2 separate regions of the Homo sapiens genome follow, and region 1 is linked to region 2. A link is an interaction called in ENCODE POLR2A ChIA-PET data of the cell type or tissue named here. Cell type or tissue: OCI-LY7. All regions are shown on one strand. Each heading gives the region's core, and the rest is flanking DNA. Links, peaks and the distances in the headings are about the cores only.

Region 1 (5,818 bases), core at 359-5,358, 460 kb after region 2:
GGCTGTTATCAGACCTTTTAATCTTTGCAAATCTGAGAGGTGAGAATGATAACTTGCTTTAATTTGCCTTTCTTTATGAGAAAAGTCCTTCAGCATGTTCCCATGTTTAGTTATCTGTATTTCTTTTTCTGTGAATTCCCTTTTGTGTCTTTGACTCGCTTATTTTGGTATCATTTTTTGCTTAGTTATGAATAAGACTCTGATATATGCTACAATATATTTTGGAGTTATTTTTAACAGGTTGTTTTTAAAGCTGTGTAGATGTTTTACAATTTTATGTGGCTAATTTTACAATATTTTATTTTATGGCTTTTGCATCATGGGTACTTAAAAAGAATTTTGAGTAATTTCACTTCCACATGTCTCTTCACTTCACATAGAAAAGGTGATTTTTCTGTCTTTCTTCCATGGCTTTAGTCCCCATCCTTCTGCTCCCTGTCCTACCTCCAGAGCCTGAATTGATACAATCGTCTTGCATCAGAGATAGCAAGGATGAATCTCTAGTCCAGTGACACTACATCTCCCAGGGACACCTCTGGGACACAGAGAACCACTGGCCTCAATCCCCTTTGCAGAGCCTGCCAGACAAATGTGGAGATAGCTCAACTCTGCTGTGCTCTTATTTTTCAATGCTCTCTTCCCTTGGCACTTCCTCCTGTAGGTATGCAAATGAGGTGAGGGGTGAGAACAGCCTCTTATTTGGCTGAGGGCAGCTGACTTGTGGAAGAGCTCCAGCCAGCCCAAACATCAGCCTGTAGACAGAGAGAAAGAACATAATCACGAAGGGAGAGTCAGAGGCAGGCGCACAGAACAGGAAAGGCTTTTTGGTTCAATCAAGTGTGGCAGACAAACCTTTATGGCTTTTTCAAAGATGTTCTAGAAACACTGAAACAAAGAAACAGCTCCATGTTACCAAAACAGATCAGAATTCAAAAGCTAGTATAACAGGAAGAAGATACTTCCCCCTTAGACAGTAACATCTCAGCAGATGTTAATGACCCTGCATAGCCAATGCACAGGGCTGGACATTCTGACCCCCAGGGCTGAATCAGTTTCAACCTTCAAGGGAAAACATACAGCACCACCCCACACACACCCCATCAGCCCCGCCACACACAAGTCGTTGGGTGAGCAGTAGTACCAAACTGTATTCCACGGGTGTGGAGGCTCTGCCAAGCGGTGGAGGAAGGTGCTCACTTGGCCTGCCACCCCACCAGCAGTTTGTACTTCACTCTGGTCCTATATACACACACACACACACACATATACATGTGCACACACAACATATGCATACATGTGTATACATGTAACATGCATGCATGCATGTGTGTATGTACACATGCACACACACACACACAATATCTTGCATGCAAAATGTTTAAAGCAAAGATTCTACAACTAAATAGTGTTTGGCAATTGCTGCCCTGGAACATAACCTGGAAAACATGCTCACTGCTCTTTAGGGGCAGTGGGTCCCGCCCAGCCCTTCCCCAGCTCTTTGTGGTGATTTGGTAACACCTTGTTACGCTAACACTGGCTCTCAGCTGAGACTCCTCCCAGTGACTGGATGACCTTTCAGAGTAATCAGATCAGGATTATTCCCATTGGAGATCTGGGTTAGGATAGCACTGGGCCCAACAGTACTTCCTTCTGCTAACAAATGAGATTTGTTCCATTCCCAAATGAAGGGGGGCTTACAGCAAATTTCCCATGTGACTCCCACAGGTGCTGGGTGATGACAGGTGCCCACCCTGTGCTGAGTGTGGAGGCAAAGAAGAGGCAGGAAGGTGCTTCTCAGTAGAAGAGCATTTCTGGACCAGGTCAACCCTGATGTAGTACGAGAAGTTCTACTCTAATATGGGAGGACAAGCCCGTGGAAGTAGGAAGAAACATCATCGTGTTTGATTCTTTCAGATAAATCTTAGCATTTCTGTGTGGCCATTCCTAGCCAAATGAACACTGACAGCCAGACCCAGGAACATCTTCACCATGGACAGACCCACAGAGAGACAGAGAATCCAACTATAAAATTCAAGAACCTCTTTGTGTTCCTATCTTGCTTTGCTGATCTGCTCCTGTAATTGCTTTTAAATCCTTTTGTGACTCTTGTTACGTATCATTTCTAATTTCTAATGTTTTTGTCTGTGTTTTTGCATTTTCTTAAGACTTGTGTTTCTGCAGATTTCTGGACAAGATGGGGTAGGAGAACGGGGGCTGGAAACCCTGCGTTCAAAAAAAAAACACAAAAAAAACTATTTGCACCAATGTAGAAGGACAAGAAAATGTGTGGCAACCTTGGGAAACAAACTGTTCACCATTCGCCACTCCAAACCTTGAAGAATCACAGCCAGAGAGAAAGCTAAAGTTGATGAATGAAAAGAGGCCATTTCTTGCTAACATGGACCCCTCCAGAAGGGAGAAAGCATTAACAGGTGGCTCAGCTGGCCAGGAGGTGAGAGATGGAGGTGAGGCTGGCCGAGTATTATTGGGAGCTGGCTGAGCACCCCCACAACAGCTTGAGGGTCCAGCGGGCTATTCCTCGTCTGACAGCTACTCAAAGACAAGACCCAGGTATGAGGCGCCCCCTCTCAACCCTTGGAGGGAGCCCATCCTCTGTGTGTCTCACCACACCCTCATCTCTGGCCCCACCACCGGCTGGATCTTGAATTGTCATCTCCCATCCAGTGCCAGTCGTTTTAACCCACTCCCATCTCTGAACAAATCTGATCCAATTGTTCTCGACAGTTCTTTGTCAGAAAAGAAAAATCACCTGACCTATGAAAACATGTCACCATCCAGAAAAGGGCATTTTCCTAAGGACTCCAGGGAGTTACTTCCATCTTAAATAGAATCACTGATAAAAATAAATTCTGGACAAGTCTGATTTGTGAACTCAGGAAGATTCGAGAGACCACTGCATATCAGAAATTGGAGGGATTGATTGTGAAAAATGAGCAAACTGAGATAAAGGAAACTGACCATTAGGGACAGCCGGGACGTTTAGAGTCAGAATTTAACACACGACAGAGGCAGGAAATAGCAGCTATGGATTGGAGAAAGTGAACGAGGAAAAAGACACACTCAAGAAAGTGGTACTAGAGGAAAAGACAAAGATTTAAAAAAGAGAGGGAAGAAGAGAAATACAGAAGCTGATCTCAGTCCTACAGATGCAACAGGGCTTCCTGAAAAGACAGAGATTTTTTTTTTTTTTTTTTTTTTTTTTGAGATTGAGTTTCGCTCTTGTCGCCCAGGCTGGAGTGCAATGGCTCGATCTCGGCTCACTGCAACCTCTGCCTCCCAGGTTCAAGCTGTTCTCCTGTCTCAGCCTCCGGAGTAGCTGGGATTACAGGCACCCGCCACCATGTTCGGCTAATGTTTGTACTTTTAGTAGAGATGGGGTTTCACCATGTTGGCCAGGCTGGTCTTGAACTCCTGACCTCAGGTGATCCGCCTGCTTCAGCCTCCCAAAGTGCTGGGATTACAGGCGTGAGCCACTGTGTCCGGTCCAGAGATCATTTTTTAGAATATAAAAACAAAAAGCAGAAGAGATTAACCAACCTAAGAGCCTGTCACTTGAAAAGTAGGAGATTAAATGGACAAACCTGTGACAAACAGAATCAAGGAAAGAAACAAATGCGAGTGAGCTGGACAGCCTCTCCCTGCCTCCCCTCCCCCAGCGAGACCCACTCTCTACCCTTTTCCACCTGCCCTGTGCAGCCAGCAAATCTCCGGGGGCTGCTTTACCCAGGTTTGGCTGAAGCGAGGCACCAGCAGGGTGAGTGAAGGGGGGATGGGCTGATTTGTTCCACTGACCCCACCCTGCCTGCTGCAGATTTGCAGGGACAGAACTCCACCTCTGGAGTCTCCTAGCTGCAGCCCTGCCAGGTTCTGGTGACACAGCTCTGGCCACTGCCTCTTCAGTTCAGGGGTGGGAATGGATCCTGAGGGTGCCAGCCACTGGCTGCCTTGCCATTCCTGTCTTTATCACTCCTGTTGAACATGCCATCTATTTCCTGCCAGGACCCTGGGCACCACAAACAGTTAGAAATGAGAAAATGAAGACAGCCACAATAAAAGAGAAAACTTACAGTTATACAAAACTATGCATGATTGTTTGCCAGAAATTTTGAAAATCTCAACAAATAGATTGTTCTCTGAAAATTACGTATAACTTAACAGAAGTGACATGGGAGGAAATAGAAAACAAGACCAATTCAACACTAAAGAATAAATTGAAGTAAATATTAAAGAATTATCTGTATAAATGGCATTGAGAAGAAGTGGCTTTACCAACTTTTTTTAAGTATTTCAAAAATCAGATAATAATTATGCTACATAAATGCCTCCAGAATATTTTGTAAAATATACATGACTTAAAACCATAACATAACCAAAATCAGGTAAATCAACCTCAACTATGAATACATATATAAAAACCCTAAATAAGTTTCAGAGTACAATAAAAAAGTATTGTATCAAGAATAGTTCATTGTAATCATGCAAAATGGTTTCACATATATAAACCAAATATAAATATATAAAATTATTTTACCAGTAAATGAAATAAGGGGTATAATATAATCATCACAATAGATATTAAAAAGGCATTTGATAAAAATTAAATACTCAGTCCTTCAGAACTCTTTCTAAAACTAGAAGAAGACTGCTTCTTCTTGGACATGACAAACAGCAACAATTACCTTTTATCAAGTGGTAACTAGGTGACAGAGGCTATCCCATGCCCTTCCCAGGTGGTCCATAGCGATTCTCACAGTATGTCTCCTTGAGGTGGATGTTTTCTTTTTCCAATATTCCCCACTGTAGTGTTTTAGAAATACTGGCCCATGCAATAAGTTATGAAATCTGAATAAGTGTCATAAGTATTTGGAAAGTACACCACAAAACAATGGTAATTTGTAGATGACACGAGAGTCAAACATGAGAGTCAAACAAGAAAATCCCAGAGAAGCAACCAAAAAACAATTTGAAATAATGAGGAGTGAGTAAAGTGACAGAATAAAAGATGGATTTATAAAATCTAAAACTTCCCTGTATGTTATCAGTTATAATGAAATGTAGGGGAAAATGTATTCACAATAGTAATAAGAGTATAAGATAATCAGAAGAAATTATAACAATAAATATGCAGGATCTATATGAAGAAAATTACAAAATTTAAAATAACAGGGACAACCATATTTGTTAAGACTGAATATTACCAAAATGTCAATTTATACCAGCTATATTATGGATTTTGTACAATTCCAATCAAAGTCCCAATAGTAGTTTTCTCCAACTTGGCAATATTATTAGCTGGTTCACCTGGAAGAATAGATATGAAAATCACCTAAAATAAAATATTTTATAAAATTAGGTGGTATAATTGTTATGATATTGGGGAAAGAAAAGCAGATATACATGGAACAGAGTACAAACACAAAGAAAGATATATGACTTAAAATATGATAAAAGAGGAACCCCAAAGGGTAAAGGAATGTTATTCAGTAAGAGGTTTTGGGAAAGATGATTAGCTGAGAAAAATACACATAAATCTTTTTTTTTTTCCTTTTTTTGAGGCAGAGACTCACTCTGTGGCCCAAGCTGGAGTGTAGAGAGGCACAATCTTGGCTCACTGCAACCTCTGCCTCCTGGGTTCTAACAATTCTCCCACCTCAGCCTCCCAGGTAGCTGGAACTATAGGCACACACCACCACGGCAAGCTAATTTTTATTTTTATTTTTTTTGTATCTTTAGTAGAGACAGGATTTCACTATGTTAGCCAGGATGGTCTTGATCTCCTGACCTCTGGTGATCCGGC
Region 2 (5,818 bases), core at 243-5,242:
AAGTAATGTTCTCAGTTTTGCTTCTAAAATATTTACCATCTGGCTCTTTAAGAAAAAGTTTGCTATCTCTTTCTAATTTGGTAGGACTTGAACTCCTTGTTCTTTCTTCTTGGCATCAGGCAGCCCTGCTCAGATATTGAACCTCCTAACTGATACTCTCTGCTGGGCTCTTTGAGCTGTCCATTCTACCATTTAGGAGTTAGCCAAGGATTTAGGGGGATTTGTTACAGAATTGGGGCTCCTTCGTGGGATCTCGCCTCTCTGGTATTCTCAGATTCTGTCCCCTCATCCCAGTAAGACTCTTGCCTTTTCTTGAAATCTGTTCCATCATGCACTGCTACAAACTGGGTAGTAGGTAGGTGAGTGCAGAACTCACCTGGTTTGCTTCCCTTCTTTGAAGTATTATATCTTCACTTTATGCCTACTTTGGGTTCCTTTCCCAACAGTTGTTTTCCTTTTTTGCCTAGAGTTTATCATTTTTATTAGGAAGATTAGTCTAAGAAAATTTCTTTGTCATTAATGGGACTAGACTGCACTGATGTTTGAGGCTTAAAAGAGTTAATTCTCAACTATCAAACAAAGAAAAACGTGGCTATATAGAAAGTTCATTACTTAAAAACCCAAAGAACAAAAAATGAAAAGAAAGTTCATTACTCAAAGCTTTCAAGTTGTTGATACTTTTTTGTACCTTAAACAAACTAGCTGCAAGGCTGTTTTACCCTCTGTTCTCATACACAATGTTAACAATGTTGTCTTTGGGTTATGCCCTACACTCTTCTGTTTGTTGATAAAATAATACTTTTGATTCTCAGAGAGTTGACATTACCACAAATTACTTTCTTTCCAAGAGAAAAATTAGCAAATCACCTTTCCAGGGTGATTGATGAAGTACCCAAGTGTCAAATTTAACTCCCAAGTAATTTTCTATATAAAGTAAATTAGGCTGAGAGAAAAGAAAGAGACTCAAGGCCAGACAGAGGTTAAAGAGTGAGAGGATAGGGGCGTAGTGGATGGGGAGGTAGAGACAGGCAATGGAGAAAGAAATTTTTTTCTTCTTAATCCTTTAGCAAGAACTTTGGGATTGTGACTTAACCCTTACTATGCTTTGATTTTCTGAGCTTGTCTGCCAGCTTTTAGAACAGACAACATTCACTTTAGTCCAGGTTAAAAGATAATTTAGGTTGATAATTACTACCTTATCCCAACAGAGTCTGTCTGGGTTTTCAAATTATCTTTTATGGTGGTACACTGTGTGATTGCCTTTGTTTTGTGCCTTGTTTAGATTGCTTTTAAATATTTCAAAAGTGTTTGTTCTACCTAATCTGTTCCAGTTAAATACTTTTTTAAACAGCACTAGTGAGGTGTAATCAAAATGCTTTTTAGATTGTGGCATAGCGACCTCCTCCCTGGATGTCACTATCAGACTATTTAACAGAGCACTGTGGTTTTATTAAATGTTTTATGATACCTAGATGGATTTTCCCCCGTAGCTGGCCAGGTCAGAAATAAAGATGAAGTTAAATGATCTAATCACAGAAAGGAAGAAAACATTTTTTAATCACATCTAATTTTTGTTTAAATAATTAACTTAGCATTTTTTTTTTTGTTTCTGTGTAGTTCTTACAGCTCCATTCTCAGATATTTCTACTCAGTTCAGATGAAAGTACAGTTCGTCTCTTGAAGAATAGTTCTCTCCAGGCTGAGTCTGATTTCCAAAGGAATGACCAGCAAATTTTCAAGATGCTTCCTCCAGAATCCCCAGGTTTAAACAATAGCATCTCCTGTCCCCACTGGTTTGATATAAATGATTCTAAAGTCCAGCCAATCAGGGAAAAGGATATTGAACAGCAATTTCAGGGTAAAGAAAGTGCCTACATGTTGTTTTATCGGAAATCCCAGTTGCAGAGACCCCCTGAAGGTATGGAAAGAAAAATGTTCCTATTTGTTTCAGTTAATGGCTTTAGAAGATAAACATGGAATGCTGTTTGAATTTTTATTCTTTTAAAAAAAGGTTTACTCTTGGAACATTTTTAAATATTTTAAAGCTAACAAGAACTATATTATGCCAAATGAAATCTAACAATTTGTCATTTTATAAAGATTATATACTTCTCTTTAATTTTCTACCCTGTAATAATGTAAGATCATCATTACATTTTCAAAATTGGATTTCCTTGGATAGCATAAAACCTTCTTGTGTTGGCAAACTTGAGTGCGATTGCCATATGCTCAGACTTGGCTCTGTCATTCAGCCATATGTTGCCTTTGAATTTTAAGTGGCCCTGGTCTTATTTTTATATCTTCTCCTTTATTTTCCTGATTCTTTTATATCTTCTCCTTTATTTTCTGCTTATTTATATCTTTTATTTCTATTATTTATCCTTTATTTATATCTTTTCATATCTTCTCCTTTATTTTCCTGTTTCTCAATAAGACTTTTTGTTTATTTATTCATTTATTTATTTTTAGAGATGCAGCCTCACTCTCTCGTCCAGGCTGGAGTGCAGTGGCATGATTGTTCACTGCAGCCTCTAATTCCTGGGCTCAAGTGATTCTCTTCCCTTAGTAGCTAGGCCTACAAGTACATGCTGCCACACCTGGCTAATTTTTTCATTTTTTTAGAGACAGGGTCTCGCTGTATTGCCCAGGTTGGTCTTGAACTCCTGGCCTCAGATGATGCTCACACCTCAGCCTCCCAAAATGCTGGTGTCATCGGTAGAGGGTCATGAGTGCAAGTTGTCCAGGTTCTTGGCATTTCGAACAAAGAATTAGACAAAACGCCCAGCAAAGCAAAGAATGAAGCAACAAAAGACCAAAAGCAGAGATGTATGGAAAACAAAAGTACACTCCACAGTGTGGAAGCAGCCTGAGCAGCAGCTCAAGGGCCCAGATACAGAATCTTCTCCGGTCCAAATATCCCCTAGAAGTTTCCCATTGGCCACTTCATGCTCACCTCATGTAAATGAATTGGGAGCCCGCCATCAGTCTGATTGGTTGCAGAAAGCAGCCAACCAGAGGCTGAAGTGAAGTTACAAAGGTCACTATCATGTGCAAACATCTGATTGGTTGCAGAAAGCAACCAATCAGAGGCTAGGTTGAAGTTACAACGTTACACTTATTTGCAAACGAAGACATAGCTGGCAATCAGTCTGATTGGCTGCAGGCAACACCCATTCAGAGGCTGGAGTGAAGTTGCAAAGATGCAAACGAAGACCCTACCAGCAATCAGTCTGATTTGTTGCTCAGTCTTATTTGTTGCCAACAGCAACCATTCAGAGGCTGAAATGGTTACAGAGTTGCAAACGAAGACTCCACCCACTGTCTGATTCGTTGGGGTCAGCCAATTTCCTATGTGTGCGCAGAAAAGGTCAAAGGAAGTAGCCTCTGGTCCTTGTGTTACTTAGGAATGGAAAGTTAGGGTGTTCCTTTCAATTTAGTTCTAGGAAGTCGGTGTGAAACAGCCTTAGGTTCCCTGTCTCCAGACCCTATTCTCCTGCCTCACTGGGATTACAGGCATGAGGCCTAGTAAGATTTTTCGATCACTTCTCAAAGTCCGCTCAAAAGTTAAAAACCCCAGTGAGAAAAGCTTTATAGATTGAGACATATCTATTATTAGAGATGAGAATATTGTTCTTAGAGAATGAGAATAACCATCATTTTTATGAAGAATAAGAATAAAGCAGTTACTAATTTGCATGTGAATCAAAGGAAATTAACTTTCCAGATCTAAAACAGTTACATAACTATGCTGTTAATGAAAAAGGCTTTGTATTTTTCTGGGAGGAAAAAAAGATATGGAAATGGTTCTGGTAAAAATATTGTGTATCAGAATTCACAGTTATAGAAATATATACTATCAGAAAAAGAATATCTTCAAATGGAGTATTAGTCTTTTTCACAGAATTGAATTTTAGTGTGTACGTAATTGGAATATGTAAATGACAGTTTTCTTGTTAGCTTAGGAATTGAACAAAGATCCAACAAAAAATCTAGGTGTACTTTTTTGGGAATGAAGGGATAGAATTTATAAAATGATTCTAAAATTCACCTGGAGAAATAAAGTAATAAAAACTGAAGAAGAGAAGACTGAGGGAGAATTTGCTGTATCAGTAAAAACATATTTATAAAGTTATAGCAATGAAGACAGTGTAGTGGTAATGCAAAAAGGTAGACAGATCATTGAAAAAGAGCAGTAAACCCAGGAGTTGATCTAAGCATATTTGTGTTTTAATCCGTGGTAAGGTAGCTCTTCAGATATTTTGGGGAAGGAAGGGAGTGAATTACTCAATAAATACAACTGGGAAGTTGGTTATTTGCTAGGGAAATAACTAAGCCATTTTTCTTTGTTATACAAATCACTTAAATGAAATTATAGTTCCTTTAATATTTATGTAAAAAAGGAATCGTAAAATGTGTAAAATATAAATATTTGATCTTAAGGTAAAGAAAACCTTTCTAAGCATAAAAGCAAAGAAAGAAAAAACTAGGGCAAAGTGATATAACCCTTAAAACAGAATTAAAAGGCAAATGACAAGCTAATGGAAAACAGTAAAATATATGACAAATTAATTTCCCCTATCTGTAGAGTGCGCTTACATATATTTCATTGTGCTCAGTAGTAAATTGGGGAAATGATATAAATAAGCAATTTACAAAAAGAAGATTCCTGTGTTTCAAAAAATTTTCAATTTAACCTGTAATCAAAAAGAAGAAGAAGAATGGCAATGAGATGAACATTAGTGAGATGCCCCACCAAATCAGATACTATTTCTGTGACTCTTGGGTTTCAACAGGTGACATTTCCTCCAGAGCTGGTAGGTATGGAATACAATCAGTTTGAGTATGTGTATTTAAAAGCCTTGAAACTGTCATACCGTTTAAACCAGTAATTCTACTTTCACAAGTTTGTCTTAAAGTAATCAGAGCTGTATATGAATGTTGATGCTCAAAGATGTTTATTGTTCCTACTATTTTAAAATAGTGATTAATTGGAAATCACCTTAATGTCTAACAGAAAAAGATTGGTTAGGTTAATTATGCTCCTTATAGAATGGACTACTATGTAATCATTTATTTAAGACTTTGGAAAATACAGTGTATGAAATGAAAATAGATTTGTTGAATATTATCCCAGTTTTTAAAATTGTGTGTGTTTGTGTGTGTGCCTGTGTGTGTGTGTGTGTGTGTGTGTCTTGGGAGTGAAATTATGAGCAGTATCTATTTCTTTTACACTTAAAAAAATTCCAGAATTTTTACAGTAGTCATTTATTGTATTTGTAATCAAGATGAAAATCTGAGGCCAGGCGTGGTGGCTTATGCCTTTAATCTCAGCACTTTGGGAGGCTGAGGCGGGCAGATCACTTGAGGCCAGGAGTTCAAAACCAGCCTGGGCAACATGGCGAAACCCTGTCTCTGCTAAAAATACAAAAATTAGCCAGGCGTGGTGGCAGGAGCCTGTAATCCCAGCTACTCAGAGGCTGAGGCACGAGAATTGCTTGAACCTGGGAGGCAGAGTGAGCTAAGATTGCGCCACTGCACTCCAGCCTGGGCGACAAAGTGAGACTCCGTCTCAAAAAAAAAAAGAAAAAGAAAAAGAAAAAAAAAAGATGAAAATCTGGGTGTTCTTTTTAAAAAGTATACTTAAAAGAGTTGAAAAAATGGAATTCTTCTAGCTTGTCTTAAAGAAATGTTTACTTTTCATTTGTTCTAACTTTTTCATTTTTCAGATGGGAAAACTGAGATCCTGAGAAAATTCGTATTCACACAGCTAATTAGTAGCAGCTTTCCTAGCTCCTAGGACAGTCCTTCCTAGTCTTCA

The links. Peaks named below come from ENCODE experiments on the same cell type or tissue, not always from the same donor. Only the 100,000 strongest peaks of a DNase experiment are listed, where the experiment ranks them.
Region 1: POLR2A ChIA-PET joins it to region 2 with 6 read pairs; 2 of 35 experiments call an interaction of 5 or more read pairs at or near these places.

Annotation. Positions count from the first base shown.
Region 1 is chr2:233,071,046-233,076,863 of GRCh38, reverse strand. All of the region lies in intron 1 of INPP5D (inositol polyphosphate-5-phosphatase D), which reads right to left. Among named protein-coding and RNA genes, the nearest start is that of INPP5D, 14 kb to the right of the region's middle. RefSeq lists an enhancer at 2,874-3,579. In OCI-LY7, for the core only: a CTCF peak has its summit at 2,591; DNase peaks (open chromatin) are centred at 703 and 2,603; H3K4me3 peaks cover 3,519 bases; H3K27ac peaks cover 3,810 bases.
Region 2 is chr2:233,529,579-233,535,396 of GRCh38, reverse strand. It overlaps USP40 (ubiquitin specific peptidase 40), which reads left to right. Exons shown (of 32, transcript NM_001365479.2): 11 at 1,618-1,918. Among named protein-coding and RNA genes, the nearest start is that of USP40, 34 kb to the left of the region's middle. In OCI-LY7, for the core only: no CTCF peak of the experiment used is centred there; a DNase peak (open chromatin) is centred at 4,806; H3K4me3 peaks cover 519 bases; H3K27ac peaks cover 1,437 bases.